Regions from separate parts of the Homo sapiens genome. Here all the other regions are linked to region 1. The links are chromatin loops, found by intact Hi-C in ENCODE. Cell type or tissue: endothelial cell of umbilical vein. All regions are shown on one strand.

Region 1 (8,000 bases):
TCTTTTCCACTGGTTGACACCCACATTTAACTTAACAGGCCAAGCTGTGCATTGGCGATAAAGGTTTAGGTAACTCTACTTCTACACTGATTTCAATAAGGTGTGAATTCAAAAGACCTAACAGGGCTGTATGTGTGTTTCACAGCCTCTCTATGTCTCTATCTTCACCTCTAGAACTGCAGAAATCTATAGCTCTCTCTTTAGAATTAGAGACAATGGCAGGTGTAAGAAGAAATAAAGGAGTGGAATTTTATTTTTGTGTTTAAGTATTTTAGTGATATAGGAAATGTAAAATCAAAAAGTCCATTCAGGTTGTACTTGATATATTCTAAAGCCACACTATAGTGAGAGGAAATAAAGTTTATTTAAATTCAGTTTGTCAAAGTACAAATATCTTTGTACAACTTACGTTCTTCTTTCTTAAAACTTAAAAGCTAGTAGTATATTTTATAAGCATTTCTCCAGATTTTGATTTCACAATCCACAATAAAAAGACTGTTTAAAAGAACTTATTTGTAGAAATTCTAAAGTTGTGCATTTACTTGAAAAGTTACTTTCACAAAGGGTTTTTCAATATTTCATCTTAGTTGTATAATTAAACAGAATAAATGGAAGAATTACACATAAAATACTATTCAACTAGCCATTTTTGTTATTTTAAAACTTAACAAGTCTTTTTTTTTTTTTATATAGCACACATATCCTAACATTTTCTACTGGATAATATAACAGTAACAGAAAAGCATGTGTTGGTACAAAAAAGATAACTATAGAATTGACCAGGCTTATTGAATATTTTGGTGTTCCCATGTGTTAACACTGAGTAACATCCTCAATTTTAAGGTACTTTAAAAATTGTTTTGTTTTTGAAAACTTGTTTAACTTAACGATATTTGTTTATAGAGTTAACATAAATGTTTGAGGAGAACATTACATTCTATACAAGTGAGGCCCTGACACTCTGAAGCTGAGGTCACAGTTTGTATCAATATGATAAATATTCATTATTTCATTGTATAGACTGTGTATATGAAATTACAGTAATATTTTACTGGTAACAAATCTAACAAGATAATATGTTAAGAAATACCAAATTTATATGTGTGCTCTGGCAGATGAGCAAACCTGTAAAAATTTTGACATACCGCGATCAACATAACAAGTTTTGTCAAAGAGCCATTATTTTTTTAGCTTCAACACAGTAAAAGCTTTCCTCTTGGTAAATGTAAGGAATTGTTTAGCTCTTTGGGATATTATTTGAATAGGAGAATAATGGCTTACTAAAAATCACACTATTCTAAGCTTTAGATGTTACCTTTTATATTTCTATGTTCCAGATAATAAGAGTACGTTTTTTAAAAAAAAACTGAAAATGTTTTTAACTTTTAAGGCTCTTACCTTGAAATGTATTAATGCTTTTATAACCTGCACACTGTGGCCACCATCAATTTTCATTAAATATTTTAGCATTTTGTAGTAATGGGGCTATATCTAGACTGTGGGATTTCCTTTTATATTATCAGCTGCGAAAGCACATATGCTTAATAATTCATATGTAATTCATGTTTAAAAACGTTTCGGCTTCACGAATGAAAGCAATTGTAACTACAAATTAAAATGATACAACAATTTTCCAGTCTGATTATTAATTGCAGGAAAAAGAACATGTATTTCTTTCTCCCTTTGTCCTACTCAGTTTCTTGAAATTATCTAGTTTCATTCCATTTGATAAAGATAGATAGCTTTAGGGTAGCTTCACCACTACAACACATGCACCAGCTCTTCCAATGTTAACAGGAACTTCCTAAAACACAAAATAAGAAACAAAACACTGTTGGAACTCTGATTTCAGCATAATATAAAATATTATATTCAATATAGTTGAAGAAGTCCTTACTTAATTTGGTCTAACATCACCTTGTCTAAAGATGAGATAATCTGCAGCCTAGAAAACAGTGTAGTGTGCTGGAAAAAACATAGCCTTTAGAATGGTAAAAACCTGAGTTTGAGGATCAGGTGATCTTAAGTAAATTTCATCTCTCTGATAATATTCTCACTTGAAAAATTACACCAAATTATACTAACACGTCAAGGTTTTTGTGATGATTGAGTGAAATAATGAATGACAATTTGCACTTAGTAGTTATAATCCCACCATCTGTTAGTTCTCTTTCACTCTTTTCAAGATCACACGATGAAACAGTGACACAGCCAAAAATATAATCCAGGACTCTTAGCTACTTGTCTACAATCTTCAGAAAAATAAATCCCGTAAGCTGGTCAAACATCTTGATTATTGTATTTGTCCTAACACCTTGCATGATATTTTTTTTCCTTCGATTTCTGGTTGGTCCTAAGCATTGACAAAACAGCAGCTACCTACATTGTAGCATTTGAGGGTTTCTGAGTCTTAATGAATCAGATTATTGGAGGAGAGAGATTAAAATCTCATTATCAGCTGTCATTATATTAGCACCAATTTATTTAGAGCAATAGATAGCTGTACCCTGTAGAATATAGAGTAGCATGAAGTCAGTAGAAAGGAAGATGAAGTTAGGTACCAAATACAAGGTTTGCCTTTTTGTGGAGATGGTAAAGAGTTAATCATACTTTATATTTTTTGTTAACTCATCATTTAATTGACAAAGTATTAAATATTTTAGAATAAATCTAGGGCTATCACTGGCAAAGCAGTCAAAAGGGTCAAATTTGCCTTTAACATCTCAAAGATGCCATTTCAATGCTATTTTTTGTACTCTCTTTGAAATTAGTTCTAATAGATGCCCAGCACTTTTGAGAGGTTTTAATTCTGGTCCCTTATTGTTTACTAAATTATTGACTGACTGAAGAATTTAGGAGTATTGCAGTCTACACAGTCTCTATATGGTAAAGATTGAAGGCTTGTCTCCTAGGTGCCAGCCAATAAAAAGGGCAGATATTTGCGGAAGAAGATGCTGCCCTTTGGTTCTCAGGTCACAACATATACATAAAAAGTTGGCCATGGTAAAATGCTTTATTTTATTTATTTATTACTGAAGTATTTTATTGGATTCGCTTATTTTCTTTAAAGGGAATGCTTTCATGAAGTCACGAGAATGGTCTGTCCCCTTTTATATAAGATGGGTTATAAGTTGATGGGTCCTGCTATCAACTATCATGTCATATCATATCAACTAGATCAACTTGTAATTCTCTAAGGCATAGATAGAGCACATACTATAAATTTCACTAAAAGATCTTGTTAGGGCCTAGAGAAGAGAATACAACTAATTTCAAAAATATAATTTAATATCTTCTTTTTAAAACCTGAAATATAGTAATTTGAATATTTTAATTCGAATACCTCTTTCCATTCATTTCTCTGTGCATCATATGACTCAACTGTGTTCAAATAAGTATGTCCGTCATATCCTCCAACCACGTAGAGTTTGTCTCCAAGAGGGCACACAGCAACAGCATCTCGAGGAACACTCAGAGGTGCCACAGTTGACCATGAATCACCTTTTGGATCATACCTTAAAGGATTTAGAAAGATAATTGGGAGGAAAAGTCCAATAGAGTTACAACTGAAAATAACAGACATTCTTAAAATGTATACCTATCTGAAACATAGGATTAAAAACACTATACAAATATCAAATGTAGATTGGATAATATTAAGGATATGTACGTGACAAAATTACCTTCAGCCACTAGGTGTCTCTCAAAGCATATTGAAAAAGTTTCCCTTTCCAAGATACCATGCACTTCATTAATCAGTGCTCAGATAAACTTTGAGGAAATTTCACATATTGTGATCCTGGCATTATATAAAAAAGTCTCCTCTCATTTAGTAGTCTGATTGAAGGGCTTTTGTTTTTCTTTTATTATTTATTTGTCGAAGTTATACATAAGATGCCTGATCCATTTTATATGAGAACTCATATTTTAAAGTAAACCTGAATATAATTGCCTTTCTATTTTTGCTGTATGAAATGTAGTACTTTGGTTTTAATACTATTTGCAGATAGAATGGTCATAGACTTATCCTGTGTTTTTCCCTGCTGAGAGTTCTTATTTATCTTCAGTGGAGTCAAGGTTTATTGTTTTCTATTTTAATCTGAAGTTAACTCCTTATCCCCAAACCTCTTTAGTAAGCAAAATGAAAAATAATTCAGTAAGTAATATTAACATATTTTCTAGAAATTCTTTCCTAACCTTTGAAGCTTATTTTTAAAAATATATAACACTAAAATCTAAAAGGTGAACAATGAAGAAAACTCATAAAATTACACACAAAAATGCTCCCTGACTTTATATTGGCCTATTTGTAAAAGCCTAATGAAATATATTTATTTTACAAAGAAGATTTTCATTTATCACTTTCCACTGATATATTTGTATTACCCCCTCTGACCACTGTTTGTATCTCTTTAATGATATTCTAAATCATCTGATTTCAGTTTCCATCTGAAATTGCTCTCACATCTACAATTTTAAAAATATTATCTGAAATCAGCAATAACTCAGACAACTTAAATTCTATATCATTGAGTGTCATGTAGCATATCACTTTAAATTCAGATGTTATGGTAAAAGTCAGAGCCAGAAAATTCATAGCTGCATGCTCTGGCTAAGCCAAATCTTCAAAACAATTGCTATTGTTAATTGATGCTTCACTCAGCTGACAGTCAGGGTACACACACAGATGAATCATGAACCAAAACTCATAGAAGGATTTCCTCATAAATTTGCATCCAAAGACCCAAGACTTTTCTGCATGGGCATAGTACTAATGCTCAAAATCTGGCTAACATTATTATTATCTGGATACTGCTTGATTAAGAAGAGGAGTTTGGGGAATGTTGACTCTTTTGAAGAAAAACTAATTGGTAATATGGTTATCATCTGTAAAGATACACAGGAGCAGTTATAAAAGACAAAAGTAGTCACCGCATATTCAAATTAAAATAGCATTACTTCTCTTTCTTGTTTCTCTTTTGCTTTTCTGTCTCCCCTTACTTTGAATGTAAGTATGTATATTCTAGTGGAAATGAAATTGAGCCTGAAGTCAAGAGAATGAGTCATGGTCTTATTTTCCCACATAGAGTAACTAGGAATCATTTGCTTGATTTATTTGCCTCAATTTTCTCATTAACATTATAGTAATAGTGATCCCTGACCCAACCAATGTGATGGTTTTAGAAGACTTTAATTTGAATTATTATCATAAGTAATTGGGTATGCCAAAAGTGTTTTAGCAAAAAAAAAAAAAAAGCATCAGAAAAATTGTTCAAGACATGGAAATGAGGATTATCTGATTCCGTAGAGGGTGGATGGACCTTTAAGTGGCTTTTTTTTTTTTTTTTTGAGACGGAGTCTCGCTCTGTCTCCCAGGCTGGAGTGCAGTGGCGCGATCTGGGCTCACTACAAGCTCCGCCTCCTGGGTTCACGCCATTCTCCTGCCTCAGCCTCCCAAGTAGCTGGGACTACAGGCGCCCGCCACCACGACCGGCTAATTTTTTTGTATTTTTAGTAGAGACGGGGTTTCACCGTGTTAGCCAGGATGGTCTGGATCTCCTGACCTCGTGATCCGCCCGCCTCAGCCTCCCAAAGTGCTGGGATTATAGGTGTGAGCCACTGCGCCCAGCCCCTTTAAGTGACTTTCTACTGACAAGCCTGTTTTACAACTTTGCGTGTGTGGAAGTTAAGTTGTAAAAAGCTGAGTTTCCTTGTGATTTTTTTCTATAACTATACAAATTCATTTTGCCTGATAGAAATAGAATTGATTTCCACAATGTAGAAATACTGACTCCCAAAGATTAACTTTTATTGTTCTATATGATTTCAACTACTTTTGCATCTATTGAGAAATTATTTCAGCATTCAAAGTTGTCTAAGTACCTTTTATTCAAATACCCTTTTGAACTTGTTTTAACATCTTATAATTGTTTTCTTCATCTATGAATCACATAAAATGTTTAACACATGTTCATTTTATATTTTTTAATTTTTTAATTGATATATATTTGTACACATTTATGGGGTACATGTGATATTTTGTTACATATATAAAACGTGTCATTTTATATTTGTGTGAATGCCATGATTTTAACTTTTTGAAAATTATATTTTAGCACTGGTCATTTTCTCAATGCCTTTTCAAGGAAAATGACAATAATAGCGTAATAATAGGTGATAATGTTAGTAATAAAAATAATACGAATTATAGCAATAATACTAAAATAAAACAACCATACTCACTTAGTCACTCCTATTGAGTAATTAACATATGACAAGCAATGTTGTAAGTGCATTACCACATTTTATCTTGTACCCTACGCGGTTGATACTATTATTATTCCCACTTTACACATGACGAAACTGATGTTTAGAGATGTAAAGTAACTGGGTCAAGGTCACATAATTAATAAACAGTAGATTTAAAGTTTGAACTCAGATCTATCTGACATCTAATCTGATGTGTTTAACTACTATACTATGCATTTGTTTAGTATGTGTAAAGTTCTCGTTTTTCTCTTTTTAAAAAAATTTTAAGAGTATGAGAATTTTAAAAATTAGTAAATTTGGGAGTGTAATTATGTCAGAAAATGAGGTTAAACATCTACTTATAGGATATGTATGTAAATATTTAATTTTGTAGTCTGTGCCACAGATTAGATCAGAAAATATAAATTAAGTTTATATTTTTAGTGGCTTGTGTAAATACATATTTAAATTGATATAGACATTTTAAACCATAATAAGGCTTGTTCTGCTGTCAACACTCTATGGTGCTAGAATATGCAGCCCAATTTATTTTTTTCAAGTTTTAACACAGAATTCCACAATTTCAAGGGTTCACAGAATAAAGCTAAGAAAATGCTGGCATTATAATAATGGGAATAAAAATGATTATTTAATTAAAATAGTTGTATATTCCACATCCTTTTTTTGTTATGAGATGTATACTTTTTTGTGATAAAATCAACTTATATAGTTTCATACATTTAGATACAGGAAGCCAAGCTAATGCAACGTAAGTTTTACCACGAAGCCCCAACAACAAGCTTCCAAACCGCAATAGAAACAAGAAAGCACAAACTATAATAAATGAAAACTATCTTGCTAGGACTTATTACAAGAAAATTGCCATTATAAGACAGAATTATTTGTATCTCTGATTATATATTTACATGATTTACTTCTTGACAGGTACAATTTTTGTGAAGCCAGATGTGATTTTCATAGCAAAAAACCTTCACAGCTTCTTATTTACTCTGTATCTTTGTACAGTTCTGTGTTATTTTGGATAAAATCCTTTAGGCAACTTTTAACATTTCTGTAAAAAACAACGTGGGTTTTCCATATCAATCTTTCTCCTTGACCTCTCCCTCCCATGAGTTTCGCACTCCGATGCAGTTTTTTGTTTGTTTGTTTGTTTGTTTGTTTTTTAAAGACAGAGTCTCATTCTGTTGCCCAGGTTGGAGTGCAGTTGCACGATCTCAGCTCACCATAATCTCCGCCTCCCAAGCTCAAATGATTCTCATGCCTCAGCCTCCCCAGTACCTGGGATTACAGGCATGCGCGACAATGCCCAACTAATTTTTGTATTTTTTTAGAGATGGGGTTTTGTCATGTTGGTCAGGCTGGTCTCAATCTCCTGGCCTCAAGTGATCCACCCACCTCGGCCTCCCAGAGTGTTGGCGTTACAGGTGTGAGGCACCGCGCCTGGCTCCAATGTAGTTTGAAGTGTCAATGAAATCTTAAGATACCATAATTATTTTTATACAAATTCATTAGCACTTTTGATCAAGACATTTTTTCCCAAATATAGTAATTCCAGATATTATATGTTTATGTTATATATGATTTAGTTTTGCCAACTATCAAGAGTTTTATAAAGAAGTTATAAGTATATATGGCTTTTAGGTGTAGAACCATAAATACCTTCACAGGCATAAGAATAGAATTCAATGCCTAGGTACCATTACTTAAAATAAAAACTGCACTTACCTTTG
Region 2 (8,000 bases), 330 kb after region 1:
CACAAATATATGTTAAACATTTCTGGCAGGTATTTTCGTTTTCTATGGCTGCTGTTATAAATTACCAAAATTTAGCAACTTAAAACAATAAAATTTTTTAATCTTACAGTTTTATAGTTTAGAAACCTAAAGTGGTCCTCCCTGGACTGAAATCAAGGTTTCCACAGGGCTGTATTTCTTTCTGAAGATTCTCTGGGAGAATCTTTTTTCTTGCCCTTTCCTTATTCTAGAGGCCACCCATACTCCTTGGGCTTGTAGTTGTCTTACTTCTATCTTTAAAGTCAGCAAGAGTTCTTCTTACATCACTCTGACCTCCTCTTCTGCCTCCCTTTTCCACATTTAAAGACCCTTGTGATTATACTGAGGTCACCTGAGTAATTCTGGATAATCACTCTATTGTAAGGTCAGCTGATTAACAACCTTAATTCCATCTGCTACCTTAATTCCCCTTTACCATGTAATATAATGCATTATAAAATTCCAGGAATTTTAGTATCTTCGATGGGCCATTATTATGCTTACTAAGTAAGCATATAGCACAGACAAATAATCACTGACTAGGCAACATCTATAAAATCAACAGTTGGTACATATTAATAACGTTGCCATTTATTGAGAGCTTATCATGTCGTATATATGGTGGTTATTATTTTAGATATATTATTTCAATGCTAAAAACAACCAAATGAAGTATAATTCTAATAGCCTCAGTTTATGTATAAATAAACTGAGTATTACAGAAGTGAAGTAATAAGCACGTTCATATGCTGTGAAGTTGTGTCAGGCTTCAAAGTGCAAGTATCTGCCTCCAAAACCTGCTTTTCAGGGAATCACTGTACTTCATTGCCTATGAACCCTAATATGTAGATTGGATTTTGTGGTTTCATTCATCCCATGATGTTCATGCAACTTTCAGACTTTCTCGGGTATGTTATATCACTTTTTTTAAAAAAAAAAAGACAGAGCCTCACTCTGTTGCCCAGGCTGGAGTGCAGTGGCATGATCTCAGCTCACTGTAACCTCTGCCTCCTGAGTTCAAGCAATTCTCATGCCTCAGCCTCCCGAGTGGCTGGGATTACAGGCACGTGCCACCATGCCCAGCTAATATTTTTGGGGGGAGTTGTTGTTTTTTTTTTTTTTTTTTTTTTGGAGAGACACGGTTTCACCATGTTGGCCAAACTGGTCTCGAACTCCTGACCTCAAGTGATCTCAAAGTGCTGGGATTAAAAGCGGGAGCCACTGCGACCAACCCTGTTATATCATTTCCTAAAGATTCTTACAGTCCAGTTATAGTGTCAATATGCTGCTGGAGACAAAAGTATAAGTGCCAGGTGTTGTGGGATATACCAGGGATCACGCCTGTAATCCCAGTACTTTGGGAGGCTGAGGCTGGTGGATCACATGGGGCCAGGAGTTTGAGACCAACCTGGCCAACATGGCAAAACCCCATCTCTACTAAAAATACAAAAATAGTCGGATGTAATGGCACACACCTGTAATCCCAGCTACTCTGGAGGCTGAGGGCTGATGCAGGAGAATCACTTGAACCCGGGAGGCGGAGGTTGCAGTGAGCCGAGATAGCACCACTGCACTCCAGCCTGGGTGACAGAGTAAAACGCTGTCTCCAAATAAATAAATAAATAAATAAATAAATAAATAAATGAAAGTATAAGTATAAAACAATGATAGCAAGGGTAGCTTATGATATTTAGGTATACATGAGAAAGAATCCATGTAAAATGACAGAACTTAATATTTTCACAGTAACAAATCACATTTTTCTTATCCTTTTTGTACTCCAGTATCAATAATTTTAATAACAAAAATAGTGTTAATAATAATAATTGTTACAGAATAGTCAGTTTCTTAAAAGATGAAAAAAACAAAAACTCTGCTAATTTAGTCTGGAATCAATTTTCTGTGAACCTTGCAGTCTACATCAATATTGACCCTCAAATAGTGAAAACAAAGTTAAACTAAAAAAATGTGCTATATACTACAATATATAAAGCACTCTATCTGGATGTTTTAAGTAATATAAAAATAATGGATTTTATGTGATGCATTTCTTACATTACACAGGCAACAATGGACCATAGGGGTTAACATCATCCAACAATATAAACCGAAGTAGACCAAAAATAGTCTAAGAGAAACTGACTTGAGATGTTGCAGTAGTCATAGTTGATGCCACTCAAAACTATTAGTCTAAACCAATCATAGTAATAAAATCTTATTTATTTTGCCAGTAATAAGTTTAGAAATCGGCATGTGGCCCAAAACTTGTCAATGTGATATGCAAACACTGCGGAGTTCCTTCTCAGGAAAGTCAGCATGACACTACAAAAAGACATACTTTTCTTCTTTTGGAGGTCACCATGTCAGAAGTTGACACCTTGAGCTATTTCAATCCTATTGTTAGAAGCCTGAGGGTAAATTCAATATATGAAAAAACTGCAGATTGTAAAGAATCACAGAGAAATGGAGCCAGAGCCTTGAGGCCACCCTGACTCCTTACTTTTGTAGCTTAGTAAATTTCATTGTTATTTAAGTCATTCTGAATTGGGTTGCTGTTTTATGGACCAAAAGCACCCTAAATGATACAAAGTAAAAGTAAGTAAAAGATTAGATAATAGAACATAGGAGACTTAAGGGATAAATTCCCCCCAAAATTTACAGTCTGAAGAGGTCTAAATGTATTTATAGATGAAGTTGAAGAATTGATTGAAATGAAGAAAACAAAGATAAAATAGTATAAAAGAGAGAAGCAAAACTAGAGGAGATAAGGTCATGAAAGAGACAATCTTCTTAATTTTGCCCCTTTTTTATCCCCACTTTCAGAAGTACCTGAAAGTAACAATTCTTAGGATCAGGAGAACAATGAGCACAATGTAAAGTCCATTAGGACAGAGAGGTTTTTTTCTTTAAATTAACAGGCATGTACCTAGAACCTAGAACATAGGTGCCTGAAACACAATTAGTCAATCAACACTTATTTGCTAAGTTAAAGAAATGATGTCCAAAGACTGGGTGGTGACAGTCATCAAAGCTGAAAATGATAATTCTTGCATCTGTTGTCTAAATCAAAAGTGAGAAGACATAATTTGATTTCATAAATTCCTGTTAACTGGCTATGTTATAAAACATCTTTCTGGTGGAAGTACAACTCTGCAACAGAGTAATTGCTAGATTTTATTCATTCATACAATTTCTATTGAAAAAAGTCACAAAGAAGCTATTAATTAAAAATAATAAAGTAATGGAACCAATGTCCAAAACATGTAAAGTTTTAATTTAAAACTTCTATTTTATGTGTGTTTTTTAAATTAAAACAAAGAAGCTGTTAAAATTTGAATGATGATATTGAGAAAGACAAAAGGTTTACATGTGTAATGTATTATCAAATGCTGCTATTTAATTTGGGACGGTTAATAAGAGGAAAATAAGACATAAATAGTACAGAATATTAGGAGGCAAAACAACAAAGATGGTGAACATGGGACTTAATATATGTTATATCTGAACAGCATAATTAAAAGAGCTAAATTTTTATACCCAAGTTCCAATAATGTTACTGATCCATAGCTAAAAAGTTCCAAGGGTTAATTTAATGTATATTTTGAAAAGTTAGGCATTATTGGCCATAGACCATATTAAGTGCATTACAAATTTTAATAAAATGCATTGTTTTTGTCACTGTAGTATAATAGTGGCAGTTGAGTGTGAAGAAATAGATTCCTTCTTCCTCTTTTGTTTTCAGTGCTGCTTTGTTAATTTTTAACTCAAGATGTCCCTCTGCTGGAGTACTGGATTATTGATATGTAAACTAATTCTTTGTACAGGGCATGCTCAGATTTTGAGAATGAATTATCTAAAATGTTTCTGCTGCTTTGTAATAAACTAACCATGTTACACTTGAAGTGTGATAATTAAAATATACATATTAATATTTCTATAAATTACTTACAGAATTTCTGTTAAAAACTATTTCCCACACCAGTCCATTTTCCAAGTGCAAATCTAAGTTCCATCCCTGCTACCCTCACTCTCAACAATAACTTCTCTTTTACATATAATCTGATTGATATAATCTTCCTAATCTACTTATTTTCTTCATACCAATTCATACAATATTTCCCTTTTGTGTTTGACTTATTTTACTTAGCATAATATTTTCAAAAGTCATCCATGTTGTAATATGCATCAGAATTTTATTTCACTTTAAGGCTAAAGAATAGTTCATTAGATGTATATAGCACATATTGATAATTCATTCATACATATATAGACATATGGGTTATTTTCACTTTTTGGCAATAGCAAAAAAAAAGTTTCTTTGTTCATTTTATCATAACCCTCTTCTCTGTTCTATTCCTATATTCTAAATTCCAAAGCCATTTCACTCAATTTTTTTCTCATCCCTTTTGGGATATTTCCACATTCATGATTTTTTCTTGCTACTGTATCGGTTGTTATGGTGGTGAAATACACATAACACAAAATTTACCATTTTTAAGCATACAGTTTAGTGGAATTAAGAATATTCGTGTTCTCGTGCAACTATCACTACTATTGATCTCCAAACCTGTTCATCCTTCAAACCTGAAACCCTGTACCCACTGAACAATGATTCCCAATGATCCCCTCCCATGCGACCCTATAACACACTATTTTGTCTCTAAGAATTTGATTACTCTAGGTATCTCACGTGAGATCATACAATATTTTCCCTTTTGTGTCTAACTTATTTTACTTAGCATAATATTTCTGAAAGTCATCCATGTTGTAATACACATCAGAATTTTATTTCATTTTAAGGCTAAAGAGTAGTTCATTAGATGTATATTTCACATATTGATAATTCATTCATATATATATAGACACGTGGGTTATTTCCACTTTTTGGCAATTGCAAATAATAATGCTGTGAACATTCATGTACAAATAGCTGTTCCAGTCCTTCCTTTCAATTCTTTTGGATACATACCTAGAAGTGAAATTTCTGGATATATAGTAGTTCTGGGTTGAATTTTTTCAGTAACCACTAGAGGTCTTCAACAGCTGCTACATCATTTTACATTCTCATCAGCAATGTACTAGGGTTTCAATTTCTACACATCCTTAACAACTTTTTTTTAGATTAGTTTTATTTCATATTGATAATAGCCATTATAATGGGTATAAAGTAATATGTTATTTTCATTTTATTGTCTTAATGACTAATGATGTTGATAATTTTTTATATATTGAATACTTGCATATTTCTTTGGAGAATTGTCTAAGCCTTTTGTCCACTATTCAATTGATTTGTATTCTTTTTCGTTGTTGAGTTGTAGGAGCTCTTTATATATATATTCTAGAAACCAATTCTTTATCAAATATATGACTTGCAAATATTTTCTTTCATTTTATAAGTTGCTTTTTCACTTGTTTGATAGTGTTTCACTATTTGATAGTGTTTCACTTGTTTGATAGCACAAAGAAGTTTTTAATTTTGATGAAGTCCAAAAAAATTATATATATTTTGTTGATGCCTGTGTTTTTGGTGTCACATCTAAAAAAATCACTGTCAAATCTAATGTCATAAAGATTTGCCCCATATTTTCTTATAGGTTTTATATGTTTTATAGTTTTAGCTCATATTATTTTATTTTTTAATTGGCAAATTAAAAATGCATATTTTTAAAAAGACAACATAATATTTTGAAATATGTATACACTGTGGAATGGCTCAGTTGAGTCATATGAGTTGAACATATACATTACCTCACATACCATATTTTTGTGGAGAGAACACTTAAAATCTACTCTCAGAGATTTTCAAAATAAAACATATATCTTTTAACTACAGTCATCATGTTGTACAATAGATCTCTTGAAATTATTTCTCTTATGTAACTGAAGTTTTGTATTATTTGACCAATGTCTCCCCGACCCCTTATACCTCATCCTCTAATAAACACCATTCTATTGTCTACTTCTGTGACTTCAATGTTTTATTTGTTGTTGCTGTTTTTAGATTCTATATACAGGTGCGATTCTTCAGTACTTGTCTTTTTGTGTCAGGCTTCTTTCTCTTAATATAATGTCCTAAGGGTTCATTCACGTCACAGATGATGACATTTGCTTTTTTTCTAAGACTGAATAGTATTCTGTTTTGAATACATGCCATATTTTCTTTATTCATTCATCTGTTGGTGGACACAGGTTGATTCCGTACCTTGAGTACTGCAAATAATGTTGAAATGAACTTGGGAGTGCAGATATTTTTTTTTTCATATACTGATTTCCTTTCCTTTGAATATGTACCCAGAAGTGGGATTGCTGGATCATATGGAAATTCTATTTTTTATTTTAATTTTTTGAGGAAGCTCCATATTGTTTTCCATAATGAGTATACCAATTTACATTCCCACTGACAGTGTACCACTTTCTAACTGTACTCACATGGTTTTTTTTCTGTGTATGTACATCCTGGTGTCTCCGTGTGTCTAAATTTTCTCTGTTATAAGGACATCGGTTAGGTTGGGTTAGAGCCTACACAATTATCCTCATTTTAACATAATCACCACTTTAAAGACTAGATTTGCAAATACAGTCATATTCTAAGGTACTGAAAAATCGTGGCTTCAACATATGAATTGAGAGCAAGAAACACTTTTCATCCTTTAGCAGCCAGATAGTAACTATTTTAGGTTTGCAGGCCATAATTGCTCTGTTGTGACTAGTAAAATCTGCCATTAAAGCAGGAAAGGATCTTTAGACAACACATAAACAAATTTATATGTTTGTGTTTTAAACTCTAAGTAACAAAATAGTAATAATAAAGTAATAATAAAAGAGGAATATCTTAAAGGTTATTAGGGGTGATGAAATGTAATTTAAAAAGTATTCTATCATAGTGTTTCTATACACCAATAATGAACTAGCTGAGAAAGAAGTCAAGAAGGCAATCACATTTACAATAGCTACAAAAAATTAAAACACTCGGAATACATTTAACCAACAAGCTGAAAGACTTCTACAAGGAAAACTGCCCCAAACTGATGAATACGATTATTAATTAATCTTATTACTAATAAGTTGTTTGTGAAGAGTACACAAATAAGTAGAAAGACATCCCATGCTCATGAACCAGAAGAATTAATATTGTTAAAATAACCATACTGTTAAAAGCTATCTAGAGATTCAATGCATTCCCTATCAAAATACCAATGTCATTTTTCACAGAAATAGAAAAAAGCAATCCTAAAATTCACAGGGCACCAAAAAAATGTACAAATAGCCAAAGCAATTCTGAGCAAAAAGAACAAAGCTGGAAGCATCACTATCAGACTTCAAAATATACTACAGACACAAAAACATTATGGCATGCATAAAAACAGACACGTAGACCAAAAGAAGAGAAAAAAAAGTAAGCCAGAAAGAAATCCACATATTTACAGCCAACTGAGTTTGACAAAGGCACCAAGAACATACACTGGGGAAACAACACCCTCTTCAATAAATGGTGCTTGGAAAAAACAGCTTAAGATTGATTAAAGACTTACTTAAATATAAGACCCAAAAGACCCAAAAATATAAAACTACTGGAAGAACACATAGGGAAACATTCTGTCTCGGAAAAGCTTTTATGGCTAAAACCTTAAAAGCACAGGCAACAAAAACAAAATGAGATAAATGGGACTATATTAAACTGAAAACATTCTGCACAGCAAAGGAAACAATGGAGTGAAGAAACAACCTTAGAATGGGAGAAAACATTTAAAAACTATTCATCCAACAAGAGACTAATATCTAGAATATGCAAGTAACTCAAACAACAGTAACAACAACAACAAAAACACCAAATAATCCCATTAAAAAGTGGACAAAGGACACAAATGGACATTTCTCAAAAGAATACATACAAATGGCTAAAATGTATACGGAAAAAATACTCAACATCACTAGCCATTAGGGAAATGCAAGTCAAAACCATAATGAGTTATTATCTTACC
Region 3 (8,000 bases), 81 kb after region 1:
TTATGTATCTAGGAATTTGTCAAATTCTTCCAGATTTTCTCATTTATTGGCCTATAGTTGCTCACAGCAGCCACTATTGATCCTTTAAATTCTGCAGTATCAGTTTTAATGTCTCCTTTTCATTTCTGATCTTATTAATTTGGATATTTTCTCTATTTTTCTTAGTCTGGCTAAAAGTTTGTCAATTTTGTTTAACTTTTTAAAAAACAAATTCTTGTTTCATTGATCTTTTGTATTGTGGTTTGCATTTCAATGTCATTTATTTTAGCTCTGATTTTTATTATTTATTTTCTTCTGCTAATTTTGGATTTCATTTCCTCTTGCTTTTCTAGTTCTTTAAGACACATTGTTAGATTGCTTATTTGAAATTTTTCCTCTTTTTGATGTAAGCACTTATAGCTGCAAACTTCCCTCCTAGTGCTGGTTTTCCTGTATTCCATGGGTTCTGATATGTTGTGTTTCCATTACCACTTGTTTCAAGAAATTTGTTAATTTCCATCTTAATTTATTCATTGACCAACTTATCATTCAGGGACATATTGTTTAATTCCCATGTATTTCTATAGTTGCTAAAATTTATCTTGTTATTAATTTCTAGTTTTATTTCATTGTGGTCAGAGGTGATCCTTGATATTATTTCAGGTTTTTTTTGAATGTTTTAAAACTTGTTTTGTGACCTAACATATGACTATCTTTGGGAATTATCCATGTGCTAAGGAAAAGAGTGTCTATTCTGAAGCTCTTGGATGAAATGACTATAAATATGTATTAGATCCATTTGTTCTTCAGTGCAGATTAAGTCTCATGTTTCTTTGTTGATTTTCTGTCTACACGATCTATCCAATGCTGAAAGTGGGGTGTTGAAGTCTCCTGCTATTATTGTACTGGGTCCTATCTCTCTCTTAAGCTCTAACAATATTTGTTTTATGTATCTGTGTGCTCCAGTGTTGGGTGCATATATATGAAAAGTTTTTAGATCCTCTTGTTGAATAGATACCTTTATCATGATATAGTGACCATCTTTTTCACTTTTTATAGTTTTTGTCTTAAATTATATTTTGTCTGATATTAGTATAGCTACTTATGCTCTTTTTTGGTTTCCAAAGGCATGGAATATATTTTTCCATCTCTTTATTTTTCATCTATGTGTGTCTTTATAGGTAAAACTTGTTACTCATAGGCAAAAGATCAATGAGTCTTGTCTTTTTTATTCATTCAGCCAGTCTATGTCTTTTGATTGGATCATTTAGTCCATTTACATTCAATGTTATTATCGATGAGTAAGGGCTTACTCCTGCTAATTTGTTTGTTATTTGTTTTCTGTTTGTTTTGTGGTCATCTCTTCCTTATTTCCTTTCTTCCTGTCTTTCTGTAATCAAGTTAATTTTTCTGGTGATATAATTTTGTTTCTTGTTTTTATTTTTTGTGTATCCATTGTATGTTTTTTGGTTTGAGGTTACTGGGAGGTGTGCAAATACTATCATCTTCTAATCCATTATTTTAATCTAATAACAACACTATTTGCATAAACAAACAAACAAAAAGAAAACTAATAAAAAAAATCTGTTTTAGCTATTACCCCTGCTTTAACATTTTGTTGTTTCTATTTATATCGTATTGTACTATGTCTTGAAAAGTTGTACTTATTATTTTTCGTTTTGTCTTTCTAATTAAGAGTAGTTTACACACCATAGTTAGTGTTATAATATTCTGTGTTTTTCTTTTTACTTAATGTCATTAGTGAGTTTTATACCTTCAGGCAATTATTTATTGATCATTAATGTCTTTATATTTTTTATTGAAGTTCTCCCTTTAGCATTTCTTGTAGGACAGGCCTGGTGTTGATGAAATCCCTCAGCTTTCATTTGTTTGTGAAGGGCTTTATTTCCTTTTCATGTTTGAATAATATTTTCACCAGATATATTATTCTAGAGTAAAAGGTTTTTTTTGTTATTGTTGTTCAGCACTTTAGATATATCATGCCACTCTCTTTTGGCCTGTAAGGCTTCCACTGAAAAGTGTGCTGCCAGATGTATTATAGCTTCATTTAATGTTACTTGTTTCTTTTCTCTTGCTGCTTTTGGTATCTTTCCTTTATCTTAACCTTTGGAAGTTTCATTATTAAATGGCTTGAGGTCGTCATTTTGGGGGTAAATCTACTTGATGTTCTATAACTTTTTTTTTTTTTTTTTGGATACGGATAACTTTTCCTAGGTTTGGGAAGTTCTCTCTTATTATCCCTTTAAATGAACTTGCTACTTCTATCTTTTCCCTACCTTCTCTTTAAGGCCAATAACTTTTAGATTTGCCCTTTTGAGGGTTTTTTCTGGTTTCTGAAGGTGTGCTTCATTGTTTTCTATTCTTTTTTTTTATTTTGTCTTTTCTGACTGTGTATTTTCAAGTAGCTGTCTTCAAACTCACTATTACTATCTTCTGCTAGATCCATCCTGCTCTTAAAAGACTCTGGTGCATTCTCCAGTGGTAAAATTGCACTTTTATGCTCCAGGATTTCTTCCTGATTTTTTCAATTAGTTAATCTCTTTGTTAAATGTATCTGATAGAATTCTGGATTCCTTCTCTGCATTATCTTCAATTTCTTTGTGTTTCCTCAACACAGCTCTTTTGAATTATCTGCCTGAACGGTTACATATCTCTGTTTACCCAGAATTGGTCCCTGGTACCTTATTTCGTTCATTTATTGAGGTCATGTTTCCGTGGATGATGTTGATGCTGGTAGATGTTCTTTGGTGTCTGGGCATTGAAGAGTTGGCTATTTATTGTAGTATTTATTGTCTGGGCTTAGTTATAGATGTGCTTCATGGGAAGGGTTTCCAGATATTCGAAAGGACTTGGGTATTGTGATTTAATCAGTATCTACTTTAGGGGGCACCTCAAGCCCAGTAGAACTGTTGTCCTTTCAGATTCATAGAGGTACTGCCTTGATGGTCTTCAACAAGATCTGGGAGAATTCTCAGATTTACCAGGCAGAGACTTTTGTTCCTTTTCCTTTTGTTCTCCCAAAAATGTAGAGTCTCTCTCTTTTCTGAGCCACCTAAAGCTGGAGGTGAAATGACACAAGCACCATTGTTACCACCACCACTATGTGCTGGGTCACATTTGAAGCCAGCCCAGCACTGGTCCTAGCCCAAGGCAAGCTGTAAAAATTCACTGGCTTAAGAGCCCACTTTGTGCTCTGCCCCCTTGTGGTCATGCTGGTACCTAAGTTGCTATGCAAAGTTCCCTTTACTTTTTCCTCTGCTTTTTTCAAGCAGAAGGAGGTTTGTCCTATGGCCATTACAGCTGGTAATGTGCTGAGTCTTACCTGAAGCCAGAAAGTCTAAGGGCTAACCCAAGGCCGTCAATGTACTACCTGGGTATTGCTTCTGGTTATTTAGGGACCAAAGGCTCTTCAGTTAGCAGATGTGAATACTGCCAGGGCTAGGTCCTTTTCATCAAGGCAATGGGTTTCCTTCTGGCTCAGAGTGTGTCTAGAAATGTCTGGGAGCTAGGGCCTAGAATGTGGGCCTCACAACTCTGACTGATGCCCTATTTTGGTATGGCTGACATGGCATCGAAGATGCAAGACAAAGTCCTCCCCACTCTTCCTTTACTCTTCCTTCTCCTTTCCTAAATCAGAAGGAAGGAGTCTTATTTAGAGCTGCAAGCTGTGCTACGTGGCCTGGGGCCAGGGGAGGGTGATGCTAGCACTCCCATGGCTGCCCCAGTTGGTGTCTCACTATGTCAAATTGAGAGGTGAAGCCAGCTGGACTTCCTGTGTCGAGTGGGGACTTGGAGAACTTTTCTGTCTTACAAGAGGATTGTAAAACACATTAATCAGTGCTCTGTAGCTAGCAAAGGGATTGTAAAATGCACCAATCAGTGCTCTGTAAAAACGCACCAATTAACACCCTGTAGCTAGCAAGAGGATTGTAAAATGCACCAATCAGCACTCTGTAAAAACGCACCAATCATCACTCTGTAGTTAGCAAGGGGATTATAAAATGTACTAATCAGCACTCTGTAAAATGCACCAATCAGCAGGATCCTAAAAGTAGCCAATTGCAGGGAGGATTGAAAAAAACGACACTATGATAGGACAGAAACAGAACATGGGAGGGGACAAATAAGGGAATAAAAGCTGGCCACCCCAGCCAGCAGTGGCTACCCACTCAGGTCCTCTTCCACACTTTGGAAGCTTTGTTCTTCCGCTCTTCACAATAAATCTTGCTGCTGCTCACTATTTGGGTCCGTGCCATCTTTAAGAGCTGTAACACTCACCACGAAGGCCTGCGGCTCCATTCTTGAAGTCAGTGAGACCACAAACCCACTGGAAGGAACCAACTCTGGACACAAAATGATCCCCCCACCAGCCCAAGTCCACTTTATCTTGGCCTAGTTCTGCACTAGATGTTGCCTAAGAGATGTAGTCATCATGCTCTAGACTGCCTTTCAAATTTACTTGGGGACACAGAGTGCTGTAGTTCTTTCGTGGTGAGGTTTCATGAACTCAAATTTGGACTGCTTAGATTGGGATTTCCCTCTGGCTAGGGCTGGTTTAAATGTTCCCTTTCTGAACGGCCATCAGCTGACTTTGTTCTGGTTTTTCTTTCTGCTCTTACAGGACAGCACCAAGTTCTATTCCCCACAATTGCTGTGTTATCCCTACAAAAATACTCAGACAGGCTCGCAGCAACAAGCTGCTGCTGCTGGATGTTGGGGAAGTGGTGGCATCCGCGATTCCAGACTGTTTTTTTCTATCTCTTAGGTGCTTTTTTACAGTGATATAAAGTTAAAACCAGGTACCATGAGTGCTCACCTAATTTTCGTTTCTTATGAAGGTGTTTTTTCTATGTAGATACTTATTAACTTGTTGTCCTTGCAGGGGGGATGATCTATTTTTGTCTGCCTGTCTTACTTCAGAAAGATAGGCTTCAAGCTTTGAGATTCTTTCCTCTACTTGATCTATTCTGTTATTAATACTTGTGATTGCATTGTGAAATTCTTATAGTGTGCTTTTAGCTCTATCAGGTTGGTTATGATCCTCTCTATATTGGCTATTTTGGCTGTCAGCTCATGCACTGTTCTATCATACCTCTTAGCTTCTTTGCATTGAGTTACAACATGCTTCTTTAGCTCAGTGAAGTTCATTTTTACCCACATTCTGAAGCCTAGTTCTGTCATTTCAGCCATCTCAGCCTTATCCCAGTTCTGAACCCTTCCTGCAGAGGTGTTGCAGTTATTTGGAGGAAAAGGGGCACTCTGGCTTTTTGAGTTTTCAGCATTTTTGTGCTGATTCTTTCTCATCTTTGTGGGCTCATCTACCTTCTGTTTTTGAGATTGCTTACCTTTGGATGGAGTTTTTCTGGTTTTTTTTGTTGTTTGTTCCTTTGTTTTTCTTTTAACCATCTGGCCACTCTTCCATAGGGCTGCTGCAGTCCGCAGTGGGTCTGCTCTATATTTTAGTCACCTATGTTTGTCCAGTACCTGGAGGTATCACTAGTGAATGCTGTGAAACAGCAAATATGGCCTTTTGCCACTGTCTCTGGAAGCTCTGTCCCAGGGGGGTACTGACCTGTTACCAGACTGAACGCACCTGTAGGAGGTGGGTGGAGACCCTGGTTGGGACGTCTCACACAGTCAGAGGAATGGGATCAAGAAACCCCTTAAAGATGCATTCTGATTGCTTTTGCGGAGAGCAGCTGTGCTGTGTTGGGGATCTCTTCAGCCCCCAATTGGTTTGGCCTCTCCAAGGCCAATAGGCTAGACTGGCTGAGATGCCCAAATAGCCAACATGGTGGTCTTCCCCACCCCCCGGCACTCCACCCCAGGGAGAAATTAGCACTCCGTCTCAGCCTTAAAACATAGGCAGGGGTGGCCAGAAGCCCTGGGTGAGAAAACCCTTATCACAAGAAGTGAACTGCAGTCCCACTTAAAAAAGCAGTCTGGCCATGCCTTGACAAAATAGCCATGTCATGCTGATGAACCAACTGTGACCCTGTCAGCTTGGGCTCTTTAAAGCCCACAGGCTGGAATGGATGAGTTGTCCAAACAATCAACCTGGCAGCCCTCCCCTACATTTAGGTACTCTGTCCCAGGGAGAGATCAGAGCTCTGTCTATAGAATACATGTGAGTGGGGGTGGCTGGAGGCCCTAGCTGGGAGGTCCTGCCCAGTGATGTCTATTTCTTTTATGTTCATTTGGTCTATATAGTGTTGTGCAAGTCTGTTTCCTTTTTAACTTTCTGTCTGGATATTCAATCAATTATTTCAAGTTTGGTATTAAAATCTCCTACAATTGTATTGCTATCTATTTCCCTTTAATGTTTATTTTATATATGTAGATGCTCTGATATTGTGTAGAAATAAGTTTATAATTCTTATATCTTCTTGATAAATTGATATTTTATTATTATAAAATTACCTTCTTTGTATGTATCTTGTGACACTTTTTGACTTAACATCTCTTTCATCTGATGGAAGTATAGCTCCCTATTTTTTTTGTTGTTCTTATCTGTATAGCATATCATTTTCTATCACTTCACTTTCAGCCCGTGTGTGTCCTTGAATCCAAAGTGTATCTCTTCTAGGCAGCATAAAGTTGGATCTTGCGTTTTTATCCATTCAGCAACTCTGTCTTTTCATGGGGGAGGTTAATCCATTTATGTTTAAATTATTTTTGGTAGGTAAAGACTTACTCTTGCAATTTTGTTGGTTTTTTTTTTTCTGTCTTGCAATTATTCTGTTTCTCTTTCCTCCCTTACTGGTTTCTTTCCCTTTTTACTAATTTTTTTGTAGTGATATGCATTAATTCCTTCCTCCTTTCTTTTGTGTATATTCTATATGTATTTTGTTTGAGATCACATGAAGCAACATAAAATATCTTGTAGTTATCACCATCTAATATAAGCTAATAGCAAGTTAACTTCAATCATTTACAAAACTCTACATATTTACTTCTCTTTCTACACACTTTATGTTTTTGATGTCACAATTTGTATCTTTTACATTGTGTATCCACTAACACATTTTTGTATTTATTGTTATTCTTAAGACTTTTGTCTTTTAATTAATGTTATACTAAAATGAAAAGTGATTTACCCATTATCGTTGCATTATTATGGTATTCTGTATTCACATATTTACCTTTACCAATGAGTTTCATACTTTCCTATGCTATCATATAATGTTCAGCATCCTACATTGCAACCTGAATAACTCTTTTAGCATTTTTGTAAGGCAGATCCAGTGGTGATGAACTCTTTCAGTTGTTGTTTGTTCAGATATGTCTTTATCTCTCCTTCATTTATGACAGTTTTGCCAGGTATAGTATTCTTGATTGGCAGTTATTTTCTTTCAACACATTGAATATATCATCCTACTACCTTATGTCCTGAAAGGTTTATGCTGGGAAATCTGCTGATTGGCTATTGATGGTTTCTTTGTATATGACAAGTTGTCTGTCTCTTACAGATTTCAAAATTCTCTCTCCTAGACTTTTTATAATTTGATTATAATGTGTCTTGGTGGATAATGTTTTGGATACTTTGGGCTTTGCTAGTCTAGATGTCCATTTCCCTCTTCAGATTTGGCAAATTTTTGGCCACTATTTCTTTAAATAAACTTTCCACTCTTTCTCATTCTCTTTTCCTTGTGGAATTTCCATAATGTATGTATTTGTTTGATGGTGTTATATAATTTCTGTAGGCTTTCTCACTCTTTATTATTATTCTTTGAATATTCTGGAAGCTTCTCAAACCTTTTCTATGCGTATGTTTTCTCTGTACTGCTGTGTATAGATTTCTAATTAGAAGAGATTTACAGACTGATTTTTTTTTCAGTAATTTGTAATCTCTTGCTCCCTCTGGTGTCTTCCTTTTGTACCATAGGCTGGAGACATGCTCCACTCCTCTCCCTTCTTGCCTTTGGAGAAACTACAATTACTGTACCATCTTTGAGTCTCACAGAGCCATAATGAGTACAGCAAGCCACTTGTCCCTTTTC

What was found. Hi-C counts contacts between places; a loop is a spot of excess contacts. Peaks named below come from ENCODE experiments on the same cell type or tissue, not always from the same donor. Only the 100,000 strongest peaks of a DNase experiment are listed, where the experiment ranks them.
Region 2: it touches region 1 in a loop (18-fold over the local background); 65 of 110 quality-filtered maps call a loop at or near these places.
Region 3: it touches region 1 in a loop (13-fold over the local background); 17 of 110 quality-filtered maps call a loop at or near these places.

What each region holds. Positions count from the first base shown.
Region 1 is chrX:87,660,279-87,668,278 of GRCh38, reverse strand. It overlaps KLHL4 (kelch like family member 4), which reads right to left. Exons shown (of 11, transcript NM_019117.5): 10 at 3,344-3,515; 11 at 1-1,804. The coding sequence ends at 1,745. Among named protein-coding and RNA genes, the nearest start is that of KLHL4, 150 kb to the right of the region's middle. In endothelial cell of umbilical vein, no CTCF peak of the experiment used is centred here; a DNase peak (open chromatin) is centred at 3,718.
Region 2 is chrX:87,334,495-87,342,494 of GRCh38, reverse strand. No RefSeq gene overlaps it. Among named protein-coding and RNA genes, the nearest start is that of KLHL4, 180 kb to the left of the region's middle. In endothelial cell of umbilical vein, no CTCF peak of the experiment used is centred here; a DNase peak (open chromatin) is centred at 3,764.
Region 3 is chrX:87,579,050-87,587,049 of GRCh38, reverse strand. The region is part of intron 1 of KLHL4 (kelch like family member 4); the gene reads right to left. Among named protein-coding and RNA genes, the nearest start is that of KLHL4, 65 kb to the right of the region's middle. In endothelial cell of umbilical vein, a CTCF peak has its summit at 3,198 (motif pointing left); no DNase peak of the experiment used is centred here.